2 separate regions of the Homo sapiens genome follow, and region 1 is linked to region 2. A link is an interaction called in ENCODE POLR2A ChIA-PET data of the cell type or tissue named here. Cell type or tissue: OCI-LY7. All regions are shown on one strand. Each heading gives the region's core, and the rest is flanking DNA. Links, peaks and the distances in the headings are about the cores only.

Region 1 (16,148 bases), core at 8,190-12,189, 430 kb after region 2:
AGAATAAGGGATGAACTCTTAACAGACCCACAGCTTAGAATGGTCTCAGAGGTATTAAGTCAAAAAAAGCCAATCTCCAAAGATTACACACTATATGATTCCATTTATATGCCATTTCAGAAAAGACAAAACAGTGATAGAGACTCCATCAGTGGTTGCCCGGGGCCAGGGGTGGTGAGGAGGGTGTGATTACAACAGGTTGGCACAAGGGAGTTTGGGGGGTGGTGGAGGCCTTCTGTATCCCGACTGTGCTGGTGATTATACACATCCATGCATGTGAGGAGACTCATACTCTGTACCCCCCTGCCAAAAATCAATGTGTCAGTCCAAACTGCTGCACATGCTCTACACAGCCCAGCCTATCTCTTGTGATTCATCCAGTTCCTTCTCAGCCTCCTCGCCCGTTCTGTCAGGTCCCGAACACTTGTGGTCATTTTTATTTTCTAGCAGGGCACAATCACGCTCAGCCTTTTGCCCAAGAACCTCTCCTGCCCACTTTTCTGCCAACCCATCTTACCTGCCGAATGAGATGCTTTCTTTACAGCTCAGGTGTGGAGACTCTAGCACACGCACTGGGACCTCTGAACAACACCCAGTCTTGGACATTTCTTGCTCCTGTCAGGGTTCCCAGGGCACCACTCTCATTGCCTGGTTCTTTGGCTGCCTTGCATGCTGGGTTGTAGGTTTGGGAAGAGCTGATTCCACTGCTCATTCTCCAGCCCTGAGAAAGAGGCCACAGAGAGTTCAGTACATACACTAGTGAGGATGAGAGGTCTCTGCTCCGGAGGTGGACTCAGCCTTTGTCTGGTTTTACTTTTGCCTTCTTTTTCTGAGTGCTTTTATCTCTGACCCTCTTGCTGAAATTTCTTACCTTTCATGGCTCTTTTAGCAGGGGAATCGTCTTTGCTGGTTTTGCCCAAACTACTTCTTAAAAAGCAGTAAGCCAAAGTTTTAAGACTTGTATACTTTTTTTTTTCCTATTCATGTAAAAGTAAAATTATGTGGCAAAAATCATGAGTATAGAAGGGTTTTCTTTTTCATCAGAGGTTAGATGGGTTTTATAGTGCGACGTGAAAAGTCATTAGTAAAAGCCGTATTATAAACATATTTTTATATATTTACTTAGCCCCATCTTCCAAATTCCCTTGGAGGGACAACAGATTTTCTGGAAAATAAAAATCAGCTCCTATTCATAGCAGTGGTAAAAGTAATCGTCGTAACACTTACATGGTGCTTATGAAGTGCTGGACACTCTCTTAACATGTACTTTATGCATTTTATTTTATTTTTTGTAGAGATGGGGTCTTGCAATGTTGCCCAGGGTGGCCTCTAACTCCTGGGCTCAAGCGATCCTCCCATCTCAGCCTCCCAAAGCACTGGAATTACATATGTGAGCCACTGTGCCCAGCCTAATTTATGTATTTTAAATGACTTACTCCTCACAACAGCCTTAGGAGGTGGTGTCATTATTATTTCCATTTTACATATGAGGAAACTGTGGTGCAGTGTGGTTCGATCACTGCCTAAGGTCAGGAGTGAAGCTAGGATTCAAATGCAGGCCTCTGGCTTCATCTTCCAGAAGACTGTGCAACAAAGAGGGGAAGGAAGATGAGAGACAGGGTTTTCCTCACCAGGGACCTCATGCTGACCTCCTTTCACTTTTTCCCAGGGAGGTATCCCCACATCCCTTGCATGGTCTGCCAAGAAGATCCACAATAGCTTAAAATGCTTCTTCTCTTTTCTAGCCAAGGACAATTCCGTATTTGTGTCCTGATCATTATTAGAATAAGTAATCAAAATAATTAGAAAAGGAAGCTAAAAATGAAAATGGTCCAGGAAAGAATATAAAATAACTTGGATTGTGCTTTTCAACTTTCAAACTGTTTTCACTTAGTGTTTTCCCAAGACGTCCCTCACCACCACCCATTGTTATTGCCAACTTTTTGCAGATGAGGAAAGTGAGGCCCAGAGAGGAGAAGCGATTGCTCCCCTGGGTCACCATGTCGTTCCTTGTGGGACCAGTATGCAAGCCCTGCCCTGCCCTGCCCTGCCCTGCCCTTTCTTTCCTGCCCCCTTATCTCTCTTCCCACCTCCCTCCCATCTGAGTTCTTACTCATTAAGAGAAACTCTTTTATAAACTTTAGATGCAAGCAGTGTGATTTCATCTCTTTTTCTGCGTGTGTTAGTTTTTTGTTGTTGCATAACAAATTGCCACAAATTAGCTCATAGTTCTGTAGGTCAGAAGCCCAGGTGCACTGTTAATGGAGTCTCTCCTCAGAGAATAGGGAGGCAAGTGGAAGCTGCACTGATTCCTCGTCAAGAGGCTCCGGGAAAGAATCTGCTCCTAAGCTCATCCAGGATGTTGGTAGAATCCATTTCCTTCTGGCTGTAGGACTGAGGTCCCTGCTTCCTTGCTGGCTGTCAGCCTGCAGCTGCTCTCAGCATCTAGAGTCTACCCACATTTCTTGCCATATGGTCTCTTCCATCGTGAAGCCAGTAGGGGCACATCAGTCTTTCTTGTGCTTCAGAATCTGACTTCCTCTATCTCTGGGCTCTAAACTCCAATTGAAAGGGTTCATGTGATTCCATCAGGCCCACTCAGATAATCTCCCTTTCTTCAAGTCAGCTGATTTGGGACCTTAATTACATCCACAAAACCCCTTCACATAGCACCTGGATTAGTGCACGATTGACTCTCTGGGAAGGGGTGTGTTATACCAGGCATAGGAATGTAAGGGTCACCTGAGAATTCTGCCAACCACATGACATTACAACCTTAAAAATGGTACACATTGACAGGACCAAGGGCCACCTCCAAGGTATTTGTTTTCTGTGGTAATTATATCAATTCCTTAATGTTTTTACAGGTTTTTTTTTTTGTTTGTCAACATGACACATTTTGTATTTATTAAGTCATTTGATTGAAAGCATATTTGTAATCTGTGTACTTCTGTTTACCTTAAAAGGGTTGAAGAAGAATGAAGTAGACATAGGATTAGTTGAACAACACAATTCTGTTTCACTAACGATTCAATAAGTTAATTTCTTAAGCACTGTTTCATGCTTTCTTTTCAGCCTCTGTGCTCCATCTTCTTGAACCTTCTTTCTGCTCCTTGGCTATTTGATTTCTTCTTTACTTGTGGGTTTCCAATTAAATGTCACCTCTTCGTGGATGAATTCCTTGATGGACTTATCTAGAGTAGGTTAAAAATGAGAAGTTAAGTTTTTCTTTTTTTTAATGAAGGCTGAGGCTTCCTTCACAGTGGCTCTAATTATTTCTGGATTTGTTGATTGCTGATGTCTTACTCTATCTCCTGCTAGACTGTAGTATCAGAAAGGGAAGGGCCAGGTCTGTCTTGTTCTCCCTCCTAGGCCCAGTGCCTAGACTGTGCTTAGTACAAAGTAGTCACCAAAAATTATGTGTTTAATTGGTGTGTAAATAGAAGCTAATGTTCTGGTGCCTGTAGAACGGTTAACTTTAACATTTGTTTTGAAAGGTTGCCTGAGTAGTGAAACCGAGTTAATCATGAGGTCACTGCTTAAGCGTTTATTGTTTGAAAAGCACCTGATTGACAGTCACAAAGCTCTTAAAAGTGGGGGAGGGGACTCTACAAATGGTAGAGCCAAAGAAGAATGATTTTTGTGTCGTCCTTGAAAACATGCAGTGTCACTGGAAAGGAGGCGTGTGATGAGTTTTTCAAGTCATGGACAGTCTGATGTTTGGATCACAGTTTCTTTTTTTTTTTTTTTTTTTTGAGACAGAGTCTTGCTCTGTCACCAGGCTGGAATGCGGTGGTGCCATCTTGGCTCACTGCAACCTCCACCTTCCGGGTTCAACTGATTGTCCTGCCTCAGCCTCCCTAGTAGCTGGAACTACAGGCGCCTGCCACCACGCCTGGCTAATTTTTTGTAATTTTAGTAAAGATGGGGTTTCATCGAGTTAGCCAGGATGGTCTCTATCTCTTGACCTCGTGATCCACCCACCTTGGCCTCCCAGAGTGCTGGGATTACAGGCATGAACCACCACGCCCAGCCTGGATCACAGTTTCTTGGCAATTTTTTTTTTTTTTCTTGGAGACCAAGTCTTACTATGTTGCCTGTGCTGGCCTCAAACTTCTGAGCTCAAGAGATCCTCCCACCTTGGCCTCCTGAATAGCTAGGACTACGGTTGCCCCATGCCTGGCTTCTTGACACATTTTTTTAACATCCCAAGACAGATGCCTCTCCTTTCTCAAAGTCCTCTTTCGAAAAGTTCCTCTCTCTGATTTTCCCTTAAGCTTCACCTCCAGACAGTCACAGTATTTGGATACCTACTTAGAAGCTGTGTGACATTGGGCAAGATAGTCAACCACTCTGAGCTTTGTTTTCCTTCCCTGTAAAATAGGCATGATAATTCCCACCTTGAAAAGTCATTGGAAGGATAGCGAATACAAATGCCTGACATAAAGTGAGATTGATAAATGCTGTTTTCACAATTATTAGACTATATTATTTTAACTATGACTGCAAATCTGGTGTGGAATTGAAATGCTCATCTTAACAACAGAGCTTTTGGAAGTTGCAGGTTGAAATCCCTAACAGGAAAATCCAAAACCAGAAGTACTTCAAAATCTGAGACTTCTTGAGTGCCACCATGATACCACAAGCGAAAAATTCCACACCTGACCTCATGTGATGGGTCTCAGTCATAAATGCGATCAAATCTTTGTTTCTTGCCCCAAATTATCAAAAGTCTTGTATCAGATTGTCTTCAGGCTTTGTGTATAAGGTGTATATGAAACATAAATGGATGTCATGCTGAGACTTGGGTCCCATCTCTAAGATATCTTACCATGTGTATGCAGATATTCCAAGATCCTAAAAAATCTGAAATCATTGATCCCAATCATTTTGGATAAGGAGTACTCAACCTTAAAAAAAGTTACAGTAGATTTTAGGATCAATGGAGAAGATATTCTATGTAACAGATTTTTATTATCATATATTAAGTGAGGACTACTTTGTTTAAAATCTTTAGACTGAAATAAACACGTTCTGCATACAACCACCGTGAACACAATTTGTCTTTTTTTAAATTCAGAGGCACTTAGGAACCTTGTAGTGCCCCTGGGTTTTATTATGAACTCCAGTTAGCATTTTATTGTGGCTGCCTAGAAGTATTGATTCATATCCAGTCCGGAAAGCAACTTCTACCTGTTCACCTTTTCCCATTCCTTAACACATAATAGCGAAAGAGTCTGTTTCAGTAAATGCAGACTGGCTTGCCTGTGCCCAGCCCTGTCTCCACTTGGTTGGCTTCCTTGGGATGAGGACTCTCCTGCCCTGGCTTGTGCTGGGAAGTAATAGAACCAAAGCAGTGACATCCATAGAGCCGAGGAACAGAAGTCAGTGGGGCTTGAAAGAGTTCATTTCCCATAAAGTATCCAAAGTTGTTCAAAGTCGGTCAAGCTGTCATCACATTTCAGATGAGACTATTTTAGGGAGTAACAAGGGCAGAGTAGATCAATTAACGTTTCTTTTTTTTTTTTTAATCACTCTACATTCAATGAATGTTCAAGGCAGGTTAAACACTAATAGCAAATGTGGTGATGGAAGAATTGAGGCAGCTTCTGTTGTAGTATTTACTGTGGTTATCATTTCTATACCTAAAGCTGCATTCCTATCTTCTCATTTATTTTGCCTCCCTTTTAATTCACTGAGTTTGATTTAGAGAAGTCAGTGCATTGTATTACAGTGCCATTATGAGTCTGAATTTCTGATTTAATTCAGACAGTGTGAGCCCAGAACAGAGGACCAGGAGATTCTGCGTTACCCCAATTAGCCCGGGAAAGCTTAGACAACTGGCTCCGTATCTCTATGTATGCCCCAATTTCCCCTCCTGTAAAATGGAGCTATTTACTTATCTCAGGATTGTAATCATAAAAGAAAATTTCCTGTAGATGTGAAACAAATTTTAAATAGCATGCAGATACTTGCATTTGTATTTTTATTTTAACCCAAATTAACATGCGAAACCAGGATGCCGTTTTCAGAGTTGTTGGCATCCGTTCATCATATTTCTAGGTGAAGTATGTGTAAGTGATTATAGGTAATAAATATCTTTTTTTTTTTTAACTTATTGCAGAGGCAGTTTTTCCACTGTTAATGAGGGTAATTTGACTTGGTTGAAGGATTGCAGTTCTTAAGAATTAATGCAGTAATCCAATTCAAAGATTTAAAGAGATCTAAGATTTTTCACAGGTCGCGTGCCAGTGAATGTGCTCCTATCACATAGCAGCTAATGGACTTGAACGCCAGTCTGTCATTTACTGTTCCCTCACTGCATAGCAGCTTTGCCCTTGGTAGTGAGTATACTTTCCAAGCATTGCAGGTTATTTAGAAGTGTGGTATATTTGTATCACTTTTGAGAGATAGTATCCTATTTCCCACAGCCCCTAATTACTATAAAAACTGGGGTTATCTTTCTTAATTACATGTTTGAATCCTAATCTGCTAAGGTCTGAGGAATATCAGGCTCAGAGGAGCTGCCTTCTCGCCTTTCTTTTTCAGAGGAGGGCCTTTTATTTTTTTTAATGTATTTTTAAAAACTAATTCATGTATCATTGTATTCGTACATATAGGTTAATTCACGTGAATACAAAGGTTACATGCACTGTATTCATGACTTTCCATTTTTGATAATGATGTATTATTAACAGCTAACAATATTTTGTAAAGGCTTATTTATAAAGGATGTTGGAAGTGTTCTTATTTCCCGATCCCATTACGTTCCTAAATATTAAAAATCCCATTTTGAGGCAATTAGAAGCATTCGCTTCTTCCTCCACGTGTGTTCTCCAGACAGCGTCACCATTCTGCGCACACAGGAACCTTTGTTCCTTAATTAGAAAAAGGACTAGAGCTCATTAGTTGTGGTTCCTTGTGGTGTCTGCTCAAACACTCAGGCAATAATACATTACAAGGAGAGATCCAGCCTAAATCTGAGAGGCTCTCCACAGTTCCAAGAACTGTGAAAAGATAAATATATCTTGGAGGGTCCTTGTAAGGCCGTTCTCACATCCTGCACTGTCCTTGAGGGCCTGGCTGGTGGGTGCTCATCAGTTTTAAAGTCAAAGAGATTTCTGTATTCACAGGAGGAGGGAAGGGGAGAAGGCACAACTTGTATAGAAATCTAGAACTTTACCTTTATTGAAAGCCCATGGTCTTGCACCAAAAAAAAAAAATAATAATAAATAAATAAATAAATAGAATTATCTTTTGGATTTTTTGGTAGGTTAGTGGGCACCATCCAGATGCATTCGGATGTTATTGAAGGTGGGCGAATTGTTGACAAACATGATAGAAGACCAGATACCTTAGGCTGATTTTCACTGCTGGCATTGGACATCGGAGGAGCTGCATGAGCTTTGAAAGCTAAAACTCCCAAACTGGAGCCACAAAAGCTTTAGGCTGCATCAGTTATCAACAAAGAGCCCTGATTTCCACAATCAGAACAGGCATTTCTCCAGCCTCCAGGAAACCTCATGCATCTAATGTTCCCCAAAATATTAATAGTACAAATGGTGGACCCATCTCACTGGTTAAGATTAAGCTTCCCGCAGCAGAGAAGTGAGCAAGTGAAGTGAAAAATCTCAGACCGTATGGAGGATGTTTTGCTGTGCCTTGGCTGGGCTGGCGAGGATGTTTTGCTGTGCCTTGGCTGGGCTGGCAAGGATGTGCTGAAATATAAAGGGATATGGAGAAGAGAGCAAAGTGTCAGTTTGAAAGCCAGAGATTGGAAAATAGAGCAGTTATTTTGAGGGTCAATTCACTTCTCTTTGAGAAGGTTTATCCAGTCAGGTAGCTAACACCCTGGAAGGAAAAGAACTCAGAGGCCGCTAGGCGTGTCTGAGATACTCTCCCACCACCCACTACACTAACCCCCTCCTCATATCTTGCCTTCTCTTTCCATCCCTGCCAAAGGATAAATTGCCCTCATCCTGCTAATGCTAATGGAAGACATTATTAACAAAAGGGAGTGCTTCATAAAGGAAGCTGAGATCTGGCAAGTGGAGGCATGACATCCTTATGCTGATAGTGGTACAGGTCAGAAATAGTGAATATGGAAACAAATATTTCACTGAAATGTTCTGCCATTTAAAGGGACATGTCTAGATAGCCATGTACATATATACTTTTTTCCACCAGTAATCTTTTTTTTTTGTTGTATTTCTCAGAGAAAGAAAAATAGATTTTAAAATGTAAAAACCTGTTCTTCAATTGCGTATGCAAAAATCTCACTGCAGTGTTTATTCTAAACCTGCTCTCATAATGTTCAGTCAAGGAGAAAACAGCAAAAAACAGTTGTTGATGGACTTAGCACAGAACTGGATTAAATAAGCATTAGTCTACTGAAGCTGATTACAGGAATATGAAAATGCAGTATCTTAATGGTACATATTTTTATGTGGCAGCTCAGTTGCCTTTCATTTTGCAGCTAATATGTCTATTCTTATGAGTCATTTACTTCTTTAATTACCTTTTGCAGGCAAGGCACCATGGTATATTAATGTGAATGATTTTTACTGCCAGTTTATCATACAATGCCCCAGAAGTTGAAAGGCGTAATTGACTTGGAAGAACAGCTCATGAAGGAAACAATATTTAGTTGACAGTTTTCCTTGTACTCTCTGTTGACGTTTATGAGTTTACACTATGCTAAAGGAGTAATAAACACAATTTTCTTTCAATAACAGGAAAGGGTAGCTTCTAAAATACATTTGTGGAAAACACATTTGTTCATTTCTTGAATAATATGAAAATAACACATTTCCAGTGATAAGACTTCTCAGATTGCCAATTGAATTAAACCTTCAAAGGTGCATTTATAACCTGTCTCAGAGCATTAGGAGATATTAGGGTTCATGTGATTGAATCTACTTAATGAATATTTAAATTATAAACAGATTTAGATAAATCATATTTAACTCTGGGTGTTAGGGTGAGACAATTTGGTCCTGCGCTCCCAACTTCCAGGAGAAGGAAAGGCAGAACGGGAGCTTGGGGATTGGGAACTGTCTGAAGGAAGATTTTCTTTCTCCAAAGGGAGGGAAAGTCTGACAGTACATTTTGGAAAAGTAAAGAAGGCATAGTCGATGCAACTCCTTATATGGCCTGGCCCTTGAAGAGTTAAATAAAGATTTGGGTGGGTCGCTGCCGTTTTGGAGCCTGGAAAGGTGCTTTGACTTGACTTGGGCAGTGTTATTTTAACCATCACTTCCACAGTCCCCTTGGCCTTAAGCTGGTTCACTGGCTCTGGGCAGGCCCTGGTTTGGCACATTGGTTCAGAGGGAGTTAAACTTTTCACAGTTTTCTGGGTTGTTTGCAGTTCAGTCCTGTGCAACATAATGAAAGTTTTCTAGCCATCTGTTGTTAAGCTGGCGGTGAACAAGGCCAGTATATCCAAACAAAGTTCTGGCCTGCTGTAAACTGAACCTGTCAGTTTAGCATAGCTTTGCTGACCCCTCCAAGGAACAGGGCAGCCCTCGGTACCAGGCACTCACCGCTTAGAACTTTCAAAGGGGAACTATTTTGGGAGTAGGGGGTAGGGGCCTGTTTACTTTTTTCCTCTGTGTTCCTCTCACTGGCTTGGACTGGTTTATACTTAATCTTTACATGTACAAATGGATATTGGTCTCCCCTCCTTTTGGTCCCCCCTCCTTTTTCAGAGGGAAGGACATTTCTTCTTAATAGGGGATTATAACTTTTTTTTTTTTTTTTTTTTTTTGAGACGGAGGCTCACTGTTGCCGGGCTGAAGTGCAGTGGTGCGATCTTGGCTCACTGCAACCTCCACCTCCTGGGTTCAAGCAATTCTCCTGCCTTAGCCTCCCGAGCAGCTGGGACAACAGGCACGCATCACCGCGCCCAGCTAATTTTTGTATTTTTGGTAGAGATGGGGTTTCACCGTGTTGGCCAGGATGGTCTCGATCTCTTTTGACCTCGTGATCCGCCCACCTCGGCCTCCCAAAGTGCTGGGATTACAGGCGTGAGCCACCGTGCCTGGCCGGGGATTATAACTTTTAGAAGAAGGTAGGATTGTCTAGAAATGTATGTGAGGTGGCTGTGATTCAAAGGGAAGTTCTATGCAGTTATTTTTGTTTCATTATTTTGTCTTTCAGTGTTGGGGGGTACAAATAGTCCAGGAAAAGAAGTGCCTATATTTATTACTTAGCTTATATAGTTAAAGTTTTCATAGCTTTAAGAGGGCTTTTCCCCCCTTTCTGCTGCATTTTGTATTTCATCATCAGAAGTTAATATACAGCATAACTTGGCAGAGCAGCAGTTAGACAATACTCCCAGCTGTATGGGCTATTTCGTGCTTCTCTGTTCTCATTTACAAGGTGTATCTTTGGCTTTAATTGCCCAGCTTAACCTTAAAATAATTCCATTGTTTCGCTGTATTTTTTCCTACTGTAGTATATGTTTCATTTTCATTTTCTGTTTGGCAGTATTTCCTTGGCTATATATGAAATGCTCCTATACATTTGGATCCTTGAGCTATCTGTCTATCTACCTACCTACCTATCTCAATACCTATCTAACACTTCCCCTAATCTTTGTGGGTTTCCTTTTGTTAATGATACCTTGGAGGTGCTGCTGTATTTTTCTCTTGGCCTTGCTATCATGTATTTCTTGTCCAGCCTTGGTTACATTTGTGCCCTGTTAAGAGAGGGCCCTGGGGAGCCATCATTAAACCTTGGTGTCCATTCGAAATTGTAAAAATATCAAGGAGAATAGCCACCGTTTTTGAATAATTATTTTGGCTGCTCTAACGGCCACCTTAGTCTGTCTAGGTAGAAGCAGACCACAGTCCCACACAGCAACAAAGAAACAAGATACTGAAAGCCTTTAGACAAATGTCTGAAGCACCAGTGTGAGCGGGTTTGGGCTCAACTTCAGCTGCAATCAAGAAATGGACAAGGGTCAAGAATTCCATAAATGGGGGTGGGGACAGAATAGGCAAAGGAATAAACAAGGAGACACCCAAGCCTTCCCGTTTAAGGGACAAGGAGTATTACAGCTGTGAAAAATATTCAATTTAAAATTTAAATGAATGCACTTACTAGGAAATACTATAGAGTCATAATCTGTTTGTGAGGTGACTGACATATAAAGTGTTTTTTTGTTTTAAAGTGAAAAAAAAACATCACACACACACATATTCGGGGTAGACTTTCGGGTATAAAATGTCAGGTGCAATGTAACGTGTACTCAACTCCAAGAGTCAAGCAAATAACCTTGGTATTTAGGATGTTGCCTTTTAGAACATGAAATTGTATTTTGTTGTGTGTCCTTTTTTTTTTTATTTAGAGGAGGACTACATTAAGAGGTCACCTATTAGCTGTGTTTTTGCTGTCTTAAACTCAGCCCTTCTGTCTATTAAAATCAAACCACTGTGTAAACATTCCGTGTTGTTCTTGGTCTCTACAATGGCCACGGGGATCAGGTTTCACCTGCCTGCACATCTTCAAGCAATTACAGCAATTAGCGTGAAGCCATTTCACATTCAAGGATTCAAGGTCTATGGTGACATTCAAGTCCAGGAGAAGTCTGAAAGGGAGAGGAGGAAGAGGCCCAGAGCGAGACGACTATTCCATGGCCCTGAGCAGACAATTTCTCTTTTAAAAATGGTGGCCCTTTAATGATGTTATTATGAGGTTTTTAAATGACATATCAAAAGTTGTTTATATCACAAAAACCCAACAGTCATTTAATTATACTAATGAAGGTCTTTATACGTGTCAGATTTTTTAAAAAAGACTTCTAATGGCCATGAGAAATGGACTGTTGCTGCTGCTTGCATCACAGCAGTGGTGGCAGCATTCTTTGTAGAGGAAGAACATATTTTATAATGTATAAGGGAATTTGCATTTCGCTTTTCACGGCAAACCTTTCTGTGTTTTTTGTAAATCTAACAATTGCAACAACATGGAATATTTAGTTGGGAGATGTTTGGAGTAAGTGTTGAAAGCAACTATGTTTGCTTGCTTTTTTTTTTTTATGGTTAGAGAACAACTGTGGCGACTTTCACAGATTGAACTAGTACAGTTCAAAGGAAAATCATCGACTTTAGCACATCTGATAGCTATATAGGCATGGCAGAGGTGTCTTGAAAAAACACTCTTAGGATCCAGTAGGGCTTTGGCTTTGTTTGTTTGTGTTGTTTTTTGCATTTGTAACTTAGTTACCCAGGACTCGTTTGCACAAGGCAAATGCTAAACTGATTACAGCTTTTAAAAATTGGTTTGTACATTTTTTAATCCATATTTTAATGTTGGTTTATTATGCAAAAAAAGAGGGGCACTAATTTTAAAAATCCAAGCGTGCTGCAAAAGAAGATCTTGCTTTGCAGTCCCAGAGGGTGCTTGCAATCAGGAATAACCGCAGGCTAAATTATAATGTGGAATTCTGTTGCCCTTTAACCTGATGCTGCCTGTTCACATTCAGTGTTTGTTAACAAACAGCTTTAAGAACAAAATTGTTGGGAGAATTACTATTTGATTGTATGCACTGACTTTATTGAAAATAAGAGGCTTTATTTTTTTTAATTGCATGTCTCTGAGAAAGTTGTGATAATTCCTTTACAGAACTGCCCTAGTTGGCTTAAAAGCTACTAGGTGTTAAGCAGTTACATATCTGTAGGACAGAACACATCTATTTGTGTGACTGAGGCTGGAACATTTGTGTTCATTCCATAACTAGCCATTTTAGGGAACTGGACTGCTTAGAGCTCTCTAGCCCCATCTCGAACTACTTATAGCTCTTCTGTTGAGAGATGGTTTTCCTGACCGCCCACTTTCATGGCGCCCAGGCTGTGTGCCTTTTGATACTGCAACGCAGAGCAGCTGCAGGGGATGCTAATAAAATGCAGGATTTTGGACACTGAGCAAGGTAAGAGTCTGCCTTTTTCTCCTGCCCCTTGAAAAGGGATTGCTAGGAAATCATTTCCTGGTCTCTAACTGGACCAGCTGAGTTAGAGAGGAACATTTGCATTGGATACTCCACCCCTCCCCAAAGTGGAGAAGGCAGGCGTGGAAGCACTGTGAGACTCAGAAGGGAGATGAGGCAGTAAACCAGATCTTTCCCATTTTTTCCCCCAGCCTAGTCTTCTGTTTCTATGATCTGCCTTTTGAACTGTTTTTGTGGCTGATCAGTTCCACCTAATATGTCTCTTGATTTCTGCTATTGTAATACTCAGGCGACATGCTGTTCTCTTCATTTTTATAAGCTTTAGATGCTTCTGCCTGTCATTTTCTGGCGGTTTATCTTCAGCGTCTGGATTTGCTTTCAGACTTGAATGTCTATCAAGCTGCCGTTGCTTTGAATGTGAGATCAAAAGAAGATGAATTCCAGTAAAAAATTTCCTTCTATGAAGAAAAGATTGGGGCCTATGTAAACATCCCACTGACAGCTCCCAATGAGTTATTTTAGCCGAGTATTAGCACCTGGATGACAGACAGTCCAGCATTCCATGCTAAATAACAAATCAGTAGCTTCTGTGGCAGAAGAACATTGCCACAAGAGCAATACATTTTCAGAAGGAATCCTTTTCTTCCTCCTTTTTTTTTTTTTTTTTTTGTTATTGAATATGGCTGTTCAACTCTTCCTCCTGTTTTTCAAGCTGACTTGCTGTGCCTTCAGCAGTTTACTTTTCTTCACAGTATTTGCTGAATTACTCCGGTGACGGAAGACAGGACTGTGACAATCATTTTGGGGCGGGTTAAGGAGTGTTCCATTAGGCAAGCTAGGCATCTGGAGATAAACAGGTAGTTTGGTTGATGGTGGAGAAAGAAAATGTAAAGGACAGCCAGTCAAAGCCAGATCCAGGGCATATCCCTGGAATACGGGACGATGTGTTCTTTAAAAATACATGTGACAAAATCCTCTAAAGTCTGCAAAATCTGAATTTTCTTCTTCTTCTTTTTTTTTTCTTTTAAAGCATCCTGCCTATGTAAATGTCACCACAAAAATATCTCAAGAGCAGGTTTCCCGAAACCCTGTTGGTGTGTATTTGTCTGCGTGAATGAGCTGTGTTTGGCTAGGGCTTGGTCTAGCCAGGGCGCACTGCGTGTGCTGTGTCGCTGCTTGCAGACCTGGAGCGGTTTAGATATGTGTGGCATTAATAGATTTCTTTAAGTGCTAAATGCAACTTTGAAAATTACCTGCAAGCTCCAACTGATCTTTCAACTTTGAAAGTGAAGAATTACTTGAGGAATTCTTGTGGTTTCTTTGTCATTTAGTGAGAGCCCAGCCAGCTACTGTGGAGGCAAACCTCCCTGAGGTTGCCTACAAAGGGCAATGTTCCAGTGTGTTTTCTCTTCGAGTGTGCTTCAGCCGCACAGTACTTCCTGTTTATTCAAACATCTTTTTTACCACTCGGCAACCCCCGCTTCGCAGAAACAGCCAGAACCCATCTACAGCAAGAAGACGGAAATCCAAAGGCAGACAGTACGGGCTCCCTTCGCCAAACTCTTCATTTTCTCTGTAAGTGTCCAGAGAAAAAGAAACATTTTTTTGCTGGGTTAAACTTTTAAACTAGGGATCCGTTCTTGTGCAGACATTCTCTGAAGGGCGAAATAAGGTGATCCAACTTGTTTACTGCTTTTTTTCCTCCCCCTTCCCTCCTCTCTCCATCAGAGGCTTTTTTCTTTTTAGAGATTTGAGAGGACCGTTTCCTTCTAACTCCTTGTTTAATTCACTCTTGTTTTCAAATATGTCTTTGGATATAATCAGCTAAGTAAGCAGCCGGGTGGTGTCAGGATAGTTTTATAGGCTAAACGTAGATTGGAACCTCTCTCTGCTTACTGTGACATTGTTTCGTGTTGCCTTCTTTTTCTTCCTGTTATCACAAGTAGTAAGAGAATGTGGGGATGGTGCCTTTGTAATTCTGCATCTACAGAATTGTCCCCTGATGTTTGCATCACGACACCGTCATCATTTGTGAATCGGTCTTGGTAATATTTGTACCAATTTCATGCCAATAAAAGTCAGACTGCTGAAACACGCACGGTCATTATCTCATTCATATTCCTATTGTTTCAACGGAGTGGGCTGCAGAGGGAAAGGGAAAGCCTGCCTCACTTTCCGTGATGGTTGTTAACTTTGATGTTGGAAGGCTCTTTTCAAAATTTTCCTTGTGGATAATCAGTATAGCAGGAAAAGCCCTTGGACTTGGGCTGCCTCCTGGCTCTGAGTAGAAGAGCAATCTAACGGCTCTCTTAGTCCTTTCTGTTGAAATGACTTTTTAAACACATGATTTGACATTTTTGAAAAAGGTTCCACCTTTTCCTGTCTGTAGTCACTCCTTTTGCCTCTCTCCCCTCCCTCCACACCCCCCTTCCCTGACCCCCAACTTCAGTTTAATTGGTAAGCCAGGTGTTAATATTTCTTTTTTAACTATATGGTGGTCAGGGAATAGACAGGAAATGGAAAATAAGCTCTTTTGATCTTAAGAGAATTGTTATTACTGTGAACCTCGTTTGCTAGTCCGCAGTCTAAATATTTTTAAATTTTAGTATCTAAAACAGCATCTATTAGAATAGAGAAAGAAATATGCTCTGGGGTTGTCCAAACCTCTCATAGAAGAAACATTTAGATACATAAAATAATTGTATGTATGTGTGTGTGCATGTGTGTGTATTGCTATCGCTATGGTGGCTTTTTTGAATGTTCAGAAGTTGTTCTCTTTTGCAAGAAAAAATAAGATGTTTGCGACTGCCTTAAGGACAATTTGTTTAACAGTAGGAGTAATTGCAGGGAAAATGGAAAGAGTGACTGAAGGTATTTACTCAGATGTTAGTGTAGGTGTGGGGGCCGAAAACTCAGTGTGGGAACAGTGGGCTGCTTTTCTTGGTATCTTAGTCTATTTGATGACCATCAAATTTCCCAGCTCGCTCGTTTTGTTTTTTCTGGATGGCATGTTTGATTATTTATCAGAAGGGGAAGGGAGTAGCTGAAGCAAATAAACATGTGACCAAGTTCTGTTTTGTTTTCCACTCCGAAAGCCATGCCCTTTAACAGATATACAGAAAATAATAAATGCATTGTCTTATGATAAAAGGAAATTATATGTGTCTTTTTTTTTTTAAGGCAAGTGAGTTAACCCTTA
Region 2 (16,148 bases), core at 3,979-7,978:
GGACTCCAGCCTGGGCGACAGAGCGAGACTCCGTCTCAAAAAAAAAAAAAAAGAAAGTGGAGACTGATTTTCACTGAGTCACATAGCCATTAGGATCGTAATGATATCCATAACTGTATTTACATACACTTGTGAATGTAGATACCTACGTTGGCACATATGTGTCTTTCTCTCTCTCTATGTGTATGTGTGTATATGTATATATATGAATATACTACTCATATTTAAAAATATAAAATATATAGATGATGTTCCTTATACTGTTTTGTTACATGCTGTTCTTTCACTCTGTAGCAGAGTATTTTCCAGTATAATACAACTGTCTTCTATATGATTCTTAATAAGTACTTGCTCTTCCATTGTATGCATTTATATTTGGTTTTCCTTCTTTCTTTGAGGGCAGCACTATAAGGACCAAATGGTCTCTGCATTTGTAATTTACATTACATGAGATGGGAATAAGGCCGTAATGGGCCTGTGGAGTTGCAAGTGTTTTCTGTGGATATGTGTGCTGTACGTCTGCATGCACTTGTGTACACATGTGCATATTTGGTAAACGGAACTGCTCTTTCATAAGTAGTTCAGACTCTCAGCTCCTTGAGGTAGAAAATGTATCCTGTCCCTTCATACCCCTATTCTGCCCATTAGTGACATCTGTGTCTTGCTTTTTCTTGAGCTCTGACAGTCATACTTAACACATTTTGGTTTGCAGCTTGGAGCATGTATTAGGGATGAAGTGAAAAAAATGCTGTTCTCTGCATTAAATAAAAATTTTTGAGAATCTAGGACAACCAGGTCTCATAGAGTGTAAATAGCCCATGAAACAAGTTGTCTGTAAAAATGTGGTATAAAAATCCAAGTCTTATGAGGCATTTGAAAATTCAGAGAACAGGCTGGGCACAGTGGCTCACGCCTGTAATCCTAGCACTTTGGCAGGCCAAGGCGGGTGGATCACCTGAGGTCAGGAGTTCAAGATCAGCCTGGCCAACATGGTGAAAACTCGTCTCTACTAAAAATACAAAAATTAGCCGGGCGTGGTGGCTCATGCCTGTAATCCCAGCTACTTGGGAGGCTGAGGCAGGAGAATTGCTTGAACCGGGGAGGCAGAGGTTGCAGTGAGCTGAGATCACGCCACTTCACTCCAGCCTGGGTGACAGAGTGAGACTGTCTCAGAAAAAAAAAAAGAAAAAAAATTCAGGGAACAAACAAAAAGCAGAAGACCAGCTGTATAATCTGCTGGCCCATTGAAAAATTAAAATTTGGGGTCCCTATTTAAAAAGTAGTAAGTATTTCAAGAAGGTGATGGCAGAGCATTAAACCAAGGGTGGGGCTCTTCTGAGCTTGGGGCTTTTCTGTATGTGGGGCCCTGTGGGACTGCACAGGTCACATGTCCATGAAACCAGCTCTGCCTGAGATTCAGAAACTGTCTTGAAGGGCTTTGTTTCTCTGCACCAAGGGTTCTTCCTCTGTAGAACAGGAGGACCAGGTTGGGACAGGCATAGCAGCCTGAGGCCCTCCTGTACAGCTTGCACTCATCCATCTAAGTGTACTCTATTGCTGAATCAAATTGGGTTCAAATTCCTCAGGAAGCACATACCTTCTCCTAGATATGCATTGAGTACAACATCTTAGCCATTTCCAGGACTGGGTATTCTCTGCAGGCCTTCTGCAAGGTCCCATGAGGGAGGCGAATCCTGCTCGAGTTTCTTTCCTTCCCTCCCCTTCCCTTCCTTTTCTTTCTTTTTTTAATTTCCCCTCCCCTCTCCTCCCCCCCTCTTCCCCTCCCCTCCCCTCCCCTCCCCTTCCCTCCTTTCCTTCCTTCCTTCCTTCCTCCCTTCCTCCCTTCCTCCCTTCCTTTCTTTCATTTTCTTTCTTTTCTTCTATAGCCCTTCTCCCAGGATTTTACCATTTTGACTGTATCTTCCATCTCAGTCACCTTCCCTGCCCTTCTTCATTGTCACCTGCCCTTCATTGTGACCTGCTTCATTCTGGAAGAGGCCTGCAGGGCCTACAACCTGAAGGCAGCCTCAGGAAAGAACGTCCACTCTTTTCTTTCTTTTATCCCAAAGTGTTAGTTGTTAAATAAGGAGATTCTTTCCGGAAGTGCACTATTTGTTTCACTGCTTTCAGGAATTGCAAGCTAATCGAGCCCCATCAAGTAGAGATGTGGTTGACCCAAGGCTTACAGAATGCAAAAGTCATTTTATGGACGTGCGGTACCACTGCATTGGACAGTTGGGGCTCCCTCACTAATAAAGCTAACAGCTTCCCTAAGGGTATAAGTCCAACTGGTTTGAAGCCAAGAGTGGATTTTTTGGTAGTACCACATTTTAGAATCTTAAGATAATTAGATCATTCTGGAATGTTTCACCTTAGACTAAGTAGCTTGAATTCTCTCCTTTAATATGCACTGATTATCTGCCACTTAGTAGCTTTGGCATCCTGAGCAAATGACGGAGTCTCTGCGTTTCGGTTTATCTCGGTGGCAGTGATGGAACCTGATGTTAGGATTGATGGGAGACATAAATGAGCAAATGTGTGCAAAGCCCCTAACAGTGTTGGCTCATGGTAAACACTTGATTCTTGGCTGTTTATTAATAATGAGAATTGTTTCTGTTACCTGAAGTTGTGTTTTATGGAAACAATGTATTGACCGTCCACTTTCTCATTTTTCTTTAGAATGTTTGATGATGGAAATGGGGAAGTTTAAAAATCTTATCTCCTGTGCTTTTTTGCTTTGTTCCCACTTTGCCCACATTGTTTGGGCCATCAGCCTCTTTTTTCCTATCCTCATCATTCCAGCACAATAGCTCCTCCTGACACAATGGTATGCAGCAGTTTTGTGGGGGCTGTGAATGTTGGGAGGGAGTGCTTTGTGAGGTGAGGGAGAGACTGATTCTGAGAGCCCAGGGAGAAGATGGGTGTGTGTGTGTTTCAGGGGATGGGGTGTGATGAGATTATTAGGAGCACCCAGGGCCCAGGCTCAAGGAGACACTTCTCATGTCCCTGTGGCCTTTTGAAGCTGAAGATGAGCAGAGCAGGTGGGCACTGGTGTCAGCCCAGCGCCTTCAGGAGGGTGCTCTTTCAAAATCAATGGAGGGCACAGTGCTTTTTTTCCAGAGAACAGCATTGACTTCCCCACCCATGGGTCTGGTACATAATAAGGAAAGGAAGGAAAAATAAGTTGAAGGAAGGAAAAATGCGTGATCCCCTGTTGGGCTTCTCTCCCTCACAGTCATAGATTTTGAACGTCAGAGCATTCCTATCTATTTTCCAAATTGCCCGTTGGATTGCCTTTTCACAACAACCTTAATTTTCACACTACAGGGACTGGAAATGATACTTTAGTTGGGTCAAACATTAGACTACACAAGGGTTTTATAGTCAGGTTTGGGATTTGAATGTGTTTACGTAGTCTGTCTGTATTATTTTTCCCTGGCAAGGTGTCTGGTGTTGAGTTCCTTGGGGAACGAGAATGTGGCTCAGGACAGCTCACCATTTGCAAACCAGTTATTAACTTGTAATCCACTCACCGTTTTCAATGTCTCTATTTCCCCACCTCTGTCAGGGCAGTTGGAGAATAAACTGGCTGTGCTGCTTTGCAGGTTGGGAAGAGGGACCTCACATTTGCCAACTGTCACTCCCTACCGTGATCATAACCCCCGTGAGACGCACATTCAGCCACATCTGTGCTGAGTGCATGAGGAGCGGCTCGGGCAGAATCTTTAACTGCTGTCATGGTGGTCAGTGAGAGATGTGGATGTTCATATACCTGTGCGCTTTTGGGAGATTATACACAATAGAGTGGAGAATTGGTTGTTTCCTTGGCCATTGTGGAAGTAACACATGGATCTGTGTTCATTTATTGACTGATTCACTCGTTGATTTATTTATATCTCATTTGTTCACCTCTTCTCTCATGTACTCCTTTATCGACCCCAAATGACTTCTGGGGCAGAAAGTATTGCTCTGTGATCACCCAGCGTTACCCCCTACCTTATTTTTGGACATCCTCAGTTGGGCATTCTAATACAAACATCATTTAAACATCCAAACCCAACATCATTATGCGTAGAGATCTTTGTCAACAAGCTTATGAGATTCATCTGCTTCAACCTTTTATTTACTAAATAGATGGCCGCCCAGGATCAAATGGGCCATCTTTATGCATAGTTACCATTTCTGCAACAAATACGGCTTTTAGTTACATTTTGACTACCGAAAATATACTAGGTACTATACCAAGTATAAGCTGCCGCTTTTTCTTTCTAGCCTGAGCACTTAATTAAGACCTGACAGATTGATTTTTCCATTAGGCCAGAAGGCAGGTGTCGTCTTGAGTAATTCTTGATTTGAATTTCTTATTAAGAGTCTGTTTAGCTCCCCCCCCATCACTGCCACCAAATATGTGTATTTAGCAGAGACTCTCTCTTACCCAACGAGTTTTACACAACGAATTGGTAACAACCAAAATAAAATATCCTAACAATAAAGTACTGTTTCAAAGGTACCAATAAGGAATGTTGCCTTCCTGCTGCAGTGTGCCTGGTATCCCTATAGAAGGCCTGCCCGTGGGTTAATGTGGTCTGGTAGTCTGAAGCCCGTGAAGCCATCATTTCTCATCCTTTTTTTAACCCCTAACACTCCACTATGGACAAATTGACAGAAGACATTGGTATCTGTATAGCCCCTAACTCCTCAGTGGATGATTTGACTTCTTTCATTTTTCTTTTTTCTTTGAGACAAAGTCTTGCTCTGTCGCCCAGGCTGGAGTGCAGTGGTGCGATCTCGGCTCCCTGCAACCTCGCCTCCCGGGTTCAAGAGATTCTCCTGCCTCTGAGACTACAGGCGTGTACCACCACGCCCTGCTAATTTTTGTATTTTTAATAGAGACGGAATTTCAGCATGTTGGCCTGGCTGGTCTTGAACTCCTGACCTCAGGTGATCCACCCACCTCAGCCTCCCAAAGTGCTGAGATTACAGGCCTGAGCCACTGCCTGTAATGATTTGATTTATTTTCTTTCTCTTTTCAATTTCCATCCTCCAAAAATGTTATGGAAATAACTTCCCCAAAATGATTGTCTGCCCGTCCACTGAAATATAAATTCCCACTTACAAATAATTTTTAAGAAAACTCTGTAATTGACATTTAACTCCAGGGATAAAGAGTGTTGCTAATCTCAGCCTGCATCACTGGCCAAGGGTGTAACCAAATCCTCATCCAATGTGGTCATGTGTGTCAGTCACACTGCAACGTGGTAGTTACGGGCAGCGACTCAAGGTCGGCCAACCAGAGACTTTTAACACTTGTTGGGTGACTCAAAGCTTATTAACCTTTCTGATTTACCTTGATCTTCCATAAATGTGTGTGTATGTTTGTGTGGGTTTAAAAGGACAGAATAAAGAACTTACCTCATCAATTTGTTCGGTGGATTAAATGAGATAATCCATGTGGAATGTGACACAGGGTGCCTGGCAAATACAGGAGCTTTATATATGTTAGCTTTTCTGATTATTACTATTGTATCGTTATTGGTTAAAAGTCACATTAAATAGCCAAGGCAGATAACGGATGAGAACTTTGCAAAGATTACGAAAAAACTGAAGGAAGCCTACCTTGTATATGTGGCATGAGCTTTGGAACATCAGGTTAATTACCTTATTGCTGTGTTTTGGGGTTTGTGTTGACTTGCTTTGGTTTTTGTCTGTTTGCTTTTGAATAAGGTCCTAAAATACGGTTTTGCTGGGTTTTTTATTTGCTTCTGAAATTAGTGCAGGTGCAAGTAACAGGAAGTGAAACCTTAAGTGGCCTGAGGGAACCTCATTCAAATGGTGCCAAGCAGGTATAATATACAAGCATTATCACCTTACTGATAATCTGGCATACTGTGGGTATTCACACGTGCCATTCAGATTTCAGAGATGAAGTCATACGGCAGTTTGGCACCAGCTTGCCCAGCTCCTTAGGAAAGGTGAGAGAGAGGAAAGCCCTCATTTTTTGAGACAGTGTTGAAAACACGGTTTTACTTGTCGAGTGGCACAGGATTGCAGTTGTCATTTGGTCACATTGTCTTTGACGTTCCACCTTGGGTGCAAGGAAAATATCTTTAATAAGTGAATTCACACCCTGTTTATAGAGTTACAAAGTCTCCTCTGGGTTTGAGACTGTGTTACATATATCCTCATATTCTGAAATGTAGAAAAATTTACATATTGAAGACCCAAGACTAGAATACCACATTTTCATGGCTACAATACAAAGTTTTCCAAATGTTTAAATATTCTCACAGCCCGGTGGTTATATCTAAATAAAGCATTGTCCTTAAGACTTACTTTGGTTCTTTGTCCTGAAGGATTTAGAGAGAACCCACAGTTGCTTTGCCTTTGCGGTAGGTAAGGTGACTCTGTTCTCAGCCAGTTGCCGATCTTTGCATGCACTGAGCCCTTAGACATGCATTGAGTTGAATAAAATTTGCCCAGCTTGGTCTGCCATCCTAGGGGGCCTCTCCATGTGCCCTTTTTTGTTAAACTCAGAAGTGGGTCATATGTACAAGATGCCCATCTATGTCTTGCTTTTAGTAAGAAAGCATCTGAAACAACCTACTGCACCCCATAGAGTAGCCAGAGCTTTTGCATCTCTCCCCTAGGGCTCCACTGAGCCAGGATGTTGTTCCTTTTCCTTCAGCTTGCTCCTCCCCAGCCACTCCCTGGCCACAGTCACACACATACACATACACACACCCCTCTGCAGTTTGCTCCCACTTTGCCTTGCATGGCCAGCCTGGCTCCTCATTCATCTCTCCAACCTCAGCAGGCTCACATTCTGTATTTTCCTGGAAGGGCACTTGCTAGGGGCACAATGCTTCTCTTCCCATTGCTCTTAAAGGAAGGGATGAGAACAGGGAGCGATTGCATGAGTGGGAGGGAATACCAAATAAAATAGAGACAAAGGAATGGGCCCAGGAAGTCCAGATTATGTATCTGTTGGGCCCAGAAGTCTTTGCTCAACTTCTTATTTGAGTAAGACCCAAGAAAGATCCAGTTCCACTAATAGAAAAACCAAATTATTCTATTCCTGACATGTATCATCTCTGAAGCAGACAAAATAGAACTGAGCCTCAGTGTGGTCCCTTAGTATTTGGGTGACCTTGGGTCAATTTCTTAGCCTCAGTTTACTCTTCTGTAAAATGATTTTGTTGTTGATAATAGGTACCTGTCTGGGTTGTTGTAAGGATAATTCACATGATGCCCAGTGTCTGTCATATCCTAAGCCCTCAGTGAAAGGTCAATAATATTAGCGCTTATGACTCTGTTGGTTAAAGGCAGTAGTTCATTGTGCCTAGTCAAGAATCCAGCCCAACACATAGTTCAGTAGATACTGAGCCAGAGTCTGGTTCACATCCCCAGCCTGGCCACTGACAAGCCGCATGACCCTTAGACAAGCTATTAACATTTCTGTGCTTCAGTTTTCTTACCCACAAAATGGTATGATAGCACCTGCTGCGTAAGGCTGGTGGTGAAGATTAGGTAAGTTAATGTATGTAATTTACTTGGAACAGGGCAGAAGGCCTAGAACATAAGGAGCCCTCAATAAATCATAGGCACTACTGTGGTTGCCCTTATTATGCCCACAGTGATTATCATTGCTCCCTGTCCAGGCAGAAACAACCATTGGGAGGACTCATGTAGAGTTCTTTCATATCCCTCCATTTCTTGACAGCTCGGAGGATAGAAGCCCAAGACTGAGACTTGGTTGGAGAGTCTTGGTTTTAAACCCAAACTCCTATCATCAGGCCTCCATGCTTGGCCCTTTTTCCTTTTTGTCTAGGATGGAGACATATGGAAGTACTTTGTAGTGGTCTAGAATCAGCCCTTGGCTTTGCAAGTAGAAGATGAAAAATGTTTACTTGCTGTTTGCTATACTTACTTGCATTTTCTTTCTTTCTTTCCATATCCCCCAAGAGAAAGAAAAAAAGAAACTGAAGGTGGGAATGCATCTTTGGAATTTCCTAAGTTAGTGGAATAGTGAATGAAAATACTGTGCAAAGAAATATACTGGTGCTCGATGATGATTTTCATGGGATAGAATTTGATTTGCAGTGATTCTGTCTAGGATCATATATAAGGGACTAGTCAGCAAATGCCAGCTCTGCAACCACCACGGCATTCAAAATGCTTAGTGAGTGCCAGCGCTGTTGTAATGTTTTATATGTGTAATTCATTCTATCCTGACAGCAACCTTACAGGGAAGAGACTTGCATCTCCATTTTATAGATGAGAAAACTGAGTTCCAGAGAGGTTAAGAGCTTACTCAGTCACATAGTTCGATCTTTTCCTATTTCATCTAAAATACTGTAATCACAACGGGTCGTGGTGACTAGGGACCTTGGCCATAGTCTGGTCCAGCTGGCTTTTTTTTTTTTTTTTTTTGGCCAGCTTTATTGAGATAGAATTCATATACATAAACTCACCAATTTTAAGTATACAGTTCAGGCTGGGTGTGGTAGTTCACGCCTATAATCCTAGCACTTTGGTGGGCAGATCACCTGAGGTCAGGAGTTCGAGACCAGCCTGGCCAACAAGGTGAAATCCCGTCTCTACTAAAAATACAAAATGAGCCGGGCGTGGTGGTGCATGCCTGTAATCCCAGCTACTCAGGAGGCTGAGGCACCAGAATCACTTGAACCTGGGAGTCGGAGGTTGCAGTGAGCCGAGATCGTGCCACTACAATCCAGCCTGGGTGACAGAGTGACACTCTGTCTCAGAAGACAAACAAACAAAAAAGTACACAATTCAACAGTGGTTTTTAGTATATTCACATAGTTGTATAACATCATCACAGTCAATTTTAGAACATTTTTATGTCCCACAGAAGAAACCCTTTAGCTGATGATTACCTTTAGCACTCATCCTCTCTCCACCCCATTTCCTTCCAACTCCCTCAGCTCCAGGCAACCACTAATCGACTTTCTGTTTCTATAGGTTTGCCTATTCTGGATGTTTCATATGAATGGAATGAAACTCTCTGTGGCCTTTTGTGTCTGTCTGCTTTCAGTCAGGATATTTTCAAGGATTACCTATGTTGTAACACGAATCAGTACTTCATTCTTTTTATGGCTGAATAATATTTCATTGTATAGATATACCACATTTTGTTTATCCATTCATCTGTTGGTGGACACTTGGCTTATTTCCACTTTTGGCTGTTTTGGTTAATACTACTCTGAACATTTATATACATATTTTTGTGTTTTCGTATGTTTTCAGTTTTCTTTGGTACGTACCTAGAAGTGGAGTGACTGGGCCATATGCTACCTTCTATGTTTAACCTTTAGAGGAACTGCCAAACAGTTTCCCAAAGTGGCTGAACTATTTTATATTCCCATGAGCAGTATATAAGGGTTCCAGTGTCTCCACATCCTCACTACTTTTGTTTTTGAAATTAGGAAACTGAGCTTGGTAAGGTATTAATGACTTGCTTCCAGTGCCATACCTGGTTGTGTGAGCCAGGTTCTTTCTAGGCCTGGAAGATGTGAGGATGATAACATAATCTTTATTGCAGGAGTTCACTGTCTGTGGAAGAGTCAATCGTAGTCACATTACACAGTGGTGGTGACAATAATGATGCGAAAACATTATGGAGCACCGTTATTTTTTCTTCTTGAAGAAACAGAAGATAATTTAGTGACTCACGTAACTGAAAAGTATGGTGGTGATTAGCTTCAGGTACAGATGGAGCCAGGTGCTAAAACAGTGTTGTCAGGGGGTGGCTGCCTCTTTCCATCTCTTGTCTTGCTTTCTCATTGTCTCCTTCATTCTTAGCTCTCTCATTTCTCTTTGTAGGAAGATGGCTACTAGCAGATCTAGGTTTATGTTCTGCCATGTAAGCATTTCCAGCAGAATAGAAGTTTTTCCTTCCCCATAGTTCTAGCTGGCTTATGTAGGTCTGTCATTGGCCTAGTAGGTCCCCCCCGCAACCCCCAGCAGCCCCCAGACAAGGTTTCCTTCTGTCACCCAGGCTGGAATGCAGTGATGCAATCACGGCTCACTGCAGCCTTGACCTCCCAGGCTCAAGTGATCCTCCCACCTCAGCCCTCTGAGTAGCTGGGACTACAGGCACGTGCCACCATGCCCAGCTAATTTTTTTAAGTTTTTATAAAGATGAGATTTCACAGTTTTGCCCAGGTTGGTCTCAGACTTCTAGGCTCAAGTGATCTGTCCCTGCTTCAGCCTCCCAAAGTGTTGGGATTACAAGTATGAGCCACCATCCCCAGCCCTGGTCCAGTAGGTAACGTAACAGCCTTCCAACCAGTTAGAGCCAGTGCTCTGGTTGGCCATTCTTGCTTTATTGCCTACCCTGGAGTTAGATTAGCGGGTGAGGGGAGATCACTTTTATCTAGACTGCAGGAACTGAGAATGGGTGAGGGGTGATTCCCAAAGAGAAAATGAAGGTTCTGTTTATAGAAGAATAAGAAACTATGTTTGTCTGGTAAAAATAGCAGTTGTCCATTCTATCAGTTTTCATTCCCATGTTACAGAAATTCTTACCAAACAGGCTTAAATAGTAAGCGAATGCCTTAGTTCATTTCACTGGCAGTTCAGAGTGGGGGTAGCCCTGGGGCATAGCCAAATCTGGTGATTGAGTTCTCAGTGATTCCTGTCATTGCACTGGAGGCAAAATGGCTGCAGCAATTTCTGCCTGCCATTAACAGCCAGAGGAAGAGAGAAGCTGGCTGGTCCAGTTGCCATCTCTTAAGAGTGAGAATGGCACTTTGTGAGGCCAAGGCGGGCGGATCACAAGGTCAGGAGATTGAGACCATCCTGGCTAACACGGTGAAACCCCGTCTCTACTAAAAATACAAAAAAATTTAGCTGGGTGTGGTGGCAGGCACCTGTAGTTCCAGCTACTTGGGAGGCTGAGGCAGGAGAATTGCTTGAACCCGGGAGGCAGAGGTTGCAGTGAGCCAAGATCGCACCAGTGCACTCCAGCCTGGGCGAAAGAGCGAGACTCTGCCTCAAAAAAAAAAAAAAAAAAGTGAGAATCGGCTGGGTGTGGTGGCTCATGCCTATGATTCCCAGCATTTTGGGAGGCCGAGGCGGGCGGATCATGAGGTCAAGAGGTGGAGATCATCCTGGCCAACATAGTGAAACCCCGTCTCTACTAAAAATACAAAAATTAGCTGGGCGTGGTGGCCCATGCCTGTGGTCCCAGCTACTTGTGAGGCTGAGGCAGGAGAATCGCTTGAATCCCGGAGGCGGAGGTTGCAGTGAGCTGAGATCACCCTACTGCACTCCAGCATGGCGACAGAGTGAGACTCCATCTCAAAAAAAAAAAAAATCCAAAAAAACAAAAAACAAAAACAAGAAAAAGAACGAGAATCTTCCTTCCTCATCAGCCTCCTAGAAAACTTTCTGCCATCTTAGCCCGAATTGCTTATTCCTGTGAGTAGATAGAAGTCATTCCCTGATTGGCTTAACCAGTCACGACAGCCAGTCTGGTCCACCTCTGGGGGTGGGTAGAGCCAGCTTTCCCTGAGGTTAATGGCCCCTGTTAGGGAAGGGGCACGTCCGAGTCAGAGGAAGGTTTCCTTCAGAAGGAGGAAGATAGGAAGGGAGGCTGGCAGTTCAGCTGGCAGTGCCCACATATGGAAAAGAATGATGAGAGGCCAACATCAGTCATGGGGAGGGAAGGAAGATTCTCTGAGGAGGCTGTGCATACACTGTCTTAAAGAAATACAGGTTTGCTGGGTGTGGTGGCTCACGCCTGTAATCCCAGCACTTTGGGAGGCCTAGGTGGGCGGGTCACCAGCCCGGCCGACATAGTGAAACCCCGTCTCTACTAAAAATACAAAAATCAGCCAGATGTGGTGGCTCATGCCTATAATTCCAGCTACTTAGGAGGCTGAGGCAGGAGAATCACGTGAACCTGGGAGGCAGAGGTTGCAGTGAGCTGAGACCACACCACTGTACTCCAGCCTGGGCAACAGAGTCAGACTCAGTTTCAAAAAATAAATAAACAAACAAAAATAAAAAATACAGGTTTGCAGGGAGGCCCTGTGGGTGGGGAAGCATGGGCAAAGCCATTCTCTCCTAATGTGGCATGTAAGGTAGAATGCAGCATCTTGGTCATTCTTCCCTTTCATCGTTTGAATAAAGTACTTGAAGAGCAGAAAGTCGGAGGCAGGACTGGCAGTCTTTCTATTACCTCACCTCACTCTTCCGTGAAGGTGGGACAGACAGTTGAATGTGACTGCCAGGCCTCAGAGCTGCCTTCCTCTTGTGTCTCACTGCAGAAGCAGACACACAGAAGGGCACCTTTTCTTTTTCGTAGTTCTTGGCTTGGGTTGACCACCATGAGGTGAAGGAGTTTTGGAGGACATTTTCTCAGGGTGGTCAGTATTTTGTGCTGTGTGCCATAGCTGGGGTACACAATGGATTTTTTTTTTTTTTTTACTTTTTTTAAATAAGCAGGATTTTTTTTTCAGAGAAAGATATAAATTGACCATTTGAGCTGTGGAAGATAATATGGAGATAATGCCAACATTTAATCATTTTCATCCAAACATATATCTTACTCATTTCAATATTTTTCTTCTCTCATCCGTGTAGCAAGCTAGTCATTTCCCAGTTCAGAAAGATACCTGTATGATATACCCAACTTTTAGAATTTTGATGCTGTAAAATTCCTAGTATGTCTCTCTGCCATAAGAAAACAGCTATTGACATTTTTGTGTATTTCAATCTAATTTAAAATGTTTTTATGAACAAACCCCTACAAATGATCTTAAACAGTTTTGTTTCCTGCTCATTTTCACTTAACATTATATCATGAACACTTTTTTTTTAGTCATTGAATATTCTCTGTAAGCATGATTTTTAAAGATTGCTGCACTTCCAGTCAATCTACAGTGGACCATGATTTTAATCTTTCTCTTTCTGTTGGATGTTTACATTGTTTCCAGTCTTTTGCTGAAATAAATAATATTGCAGTGAACATTGTAGTACATACATTTATTAGCATCTCTGATGATTTTCTTAGGATAAATTTTGTAAGTGAATTTACTAGGTCAAAGGGTGGTGAACATTGATATTCTCTTGACTATGTCACCTATTTGTTATGGTTTGGGGAATGCTAGTAAGAAGAGTTACAATAAAACCTTAAAAAAAAAAAAGACTATGGCAGTTTCCACTTCATTGCAGTTTGGCCAACATTGAGTAAACTAACCTTTCTAGATTTTTTTTTTTTTTTTTTTTTTTTTTTGAGACGGAGTCTCGCTCTGTCGCCCAGCCTGGAGTGCAGTGGCACAATCTCGGCTCACTGCAACCTCCACCTCCCGAGTTCAAGCGATTCTCCTGCCTCAGCCTCCCGAGTAGCTGGAACTACAGGCACCTGCCACCACGCCCGGCTAATTTTTTGTGTTTTTAGTAGAGACAGAGTTTCACCATGTTAGCCAGGATGGTCTCGATCTCCTGACCTCGTGATCTGCTCACGTCGGCCTCCCAAAGTGCTGGGATTACAGGCGTGAGCTTTTTATTTTTGACAGTTTTCAAGGTGAAAGATGGTATAGAATTCTGGAAATGTGCTTTCTTTAATAACTAATGAAATTGTCCTTTTCACACCCTTTGGTTTCTGGCCATTTGCAGTGCTTTTGTGATTTACCTATTTGTATTATATACAGGGTTTTTATATGTGATGTTTGATTTATTAGAAGTCTTTTTACGTTATAGACTTTAATACATATTACATATATAGTGTGTTTGCGGAAAATTACCCCAATTTTTATGTTTTCCTTCCTTTCATTTATGCCTTATAACATTCTGTAAGACAGATTTTTCTACCCATCCCATTTATTTTCTTATAATTGTTTAATTTTTTTTCCTTTTCTTCCTTCTCTTCCTCCTCCTCTTCTTTCTCTTCCTCCTCTTTTTTCTTTTTCCTTTTTTAGTATTTAACTCTATCTTAATTGTATTTCAGTGTATGGTATGAGGTAAGAGTTTGATTTGATTATTAAAAAATCGCAGTTCTAGAATTATTAAATAATACTTCTCTATAATGGATTTTAAAAGCTGTAGTATACGCTAAATTTTAATGTAGGGCTTATTTCCATGCACTTTTTTCGGTTTCACTGAGAAGCAATATTAAGTGTTGATTATATGCATGGACCCTGGAACACGTTCCACCCACTGTAAACATCTAAAGGCAACATTTTCTTACATGAAAATGTGGATTATAGTAGAACCATCTAATGGGGGTGCCATGGGCAGTAAATGAGATAATTATATAAAGAAGTGACTATTTATGTCAGTTTATCTGGGACAGTGACTCCTGGGTTAGCATTGTCTCAGATTTTTCATTTTATGCTAAAGTATTATTACAAGGAGACTATGTGCAGTTCCTATTTCTTCATGGTCTTCTCTTGTAGTGTGTGAGATGCTTATATGGTGCTCTGTGAAAGATGACCAGCAATCCCTTTTCTCCTAACCCTTTCTGTGCACACCATTATGAACACCTCTGTTTCAGGGAATGTGTGCTCTGGTGTAAGTGGCTAGGGACCAGTAATTCAATTTGGTCAGTAGGGTTGGGGACGGATAGGAAACTTTAGGTTAGTTTTCATGAAATTTATCTGAAATAAAGGCTGAGAAGTCCCGCTGCAGAGTGTAAAGAAGCAGTCTGAGTGTTCTTAATAAAGTAGGTTTTATGGTTTTGTCATTTTTGAATACTGTAAACTCACAAATATTTATTTTTATCATTTGGTAAAGTTTAAAAAATATATACATTGTAAGAAACCATTTTGGCAGCTATGAGCTTAAAAATAACTGAGCTTGTTTACTGAAATATTACATAATTTCCCCCTATTTTTCAAGGAAGTTGACCATAAACATTAACTTCTATAAAATATTTTTGACATTTACTATCTACTCTTGGGGACATAATGAAATCACCAAGCATATACAAATCAGGGGACCCATTTGCTAAAGAAGGTACTGCATCTGTTTCAGAATTAGTACATATTTTCAGGAGACTGTGTCCACACAAAGTGAAAGAAAATGTGTTTACATTTTATCCTGTGAAGCATGACTTTTCATTTAGATTGAATTTTTCTAAATTAATTTCACTTACGTTGGATTCTAACATTTTTAAAACACATTCAAAAAGAGGATTGATAACTTTTAATGTATTGCACTGTTTACAGAACTTCTTTATAGACAATAAATGGTGCCAGCTTCACATTAATACCATTGGATGTTTCAAATAGAAACTCAGTTAAGGTAATACCAATAATAGTTTGATTTTTTCCATCCAGTACACGGAATCAAACAACAAATTAAGTCAACAGAATTTCATTCTGTTGAAGGTAAAGCATCTAACATTATTTGAAATAATTATGAATTCCATTAAAAAGTTTAACATTGAACATAAAGTTATTTGATTTTGTGGTGATTAAACACATTTGAATTTTTAATTTTTAAAAAAATTTGTTAAAGAGACAGAGTCCCCCTCTGTCACCCAGGCTGGAATGTAGTGTTATGATCATAGCTCACTGCAGCCTTGACTCGTGGTCTCAAGCTATCCTCTTGCCTCAGATTTCCGAGTAGCTGGGACCACAAGTGTGCACCACCATGCCTGCCTAATTTCTTTTTTAAAACTTTTTGTGGAGACAGGGTCTTGCTATGTTACCCAGGTTGATTTTGAACTCTTGGTCTCAAGTAATCTTCCTGTCTGAGACTCCCAAAAGGTTGGGATTATAGGTGTGAGCCGCTGTATCCAGCCTAAATTTGAATTTTGGTGGAGAACATATTGTGGTAAAAACTGGTTTTACTAGATTCAGAAACCCATGGAGCAAATATGTACCATACTTGGAAGTGATTATAGTGACCATATATTTTATAATTGCATCCAAACTGCAATATATATCACTTGAATAGAAACTGTAGCTAACTACCAACATTTATAAATAATTTTATATATACGTAGATAACCAAACTACAAAGTTTCTGTTTTGAGACTAATGTTGAATACAAATAAGTACTTGAGCTATCAGTTAGGTTTTAGAAATGTTTGAGACTTTGAGAAACTATTTTGTAAATCAGTGTAAGTGTTCCATTGATGTTATTAAACTTTTGTAAATGTGCACTCTAAATTGTAG

The links. Peaks named below come from ENCODE experiments on the same cell type or tissue, not always from the same donor. Only the 100,000 strongest peaks of a DNase experiment are listed, where the experiment ranks them.
Region 1: POLR2A ChIA-PET joins it to region 2 with 5 read pairs; 3 of 35 experiments call an interaction of 5 or more read pairs at or near these places.

The regions. Positions count from the first base shown.
Region 1 is chr3:71,128,874-71,145,021 of GRCh38, reverse strand. The region is part of intron 6 of FOXP1 (forkhead box P1); the gene reads left to right. Among named protein-coding and RNA genes, the nearest start is that of FOXP1-AS1, 150 kb to the left of the region's middle. RefSeq lists enhancers at 35-534, 14,555-15,297. In OCI-LY7, for the core only: no CTCF peak of the experiment used is centred there; no DNase peak of the experiment used is centred there; H3K4me3 peaks cover 2,011 bases; H3K27ac peaks cover 2,550 bases.
Region 2 is chr3:71,553,690-71,569,837 of GRCh38, reverse strand. The region is part of intron 2 of FOXP1 (forkhead box P1); the gene reads left to right. Among named protein-coding and RNA genes, the nearest start is that of MIR1284, 20 kb to the right of the region's middle. In OCI-LY7, for the core only: no CTCF peak of the experiment used is centred there; DNase peaks (open chromatin) are centred at 4,307, 5,247, 5,797 and 6,534; H3K4me3 peaks cover 2,979 bases; H3K27ac peaks cover 3,592 bases.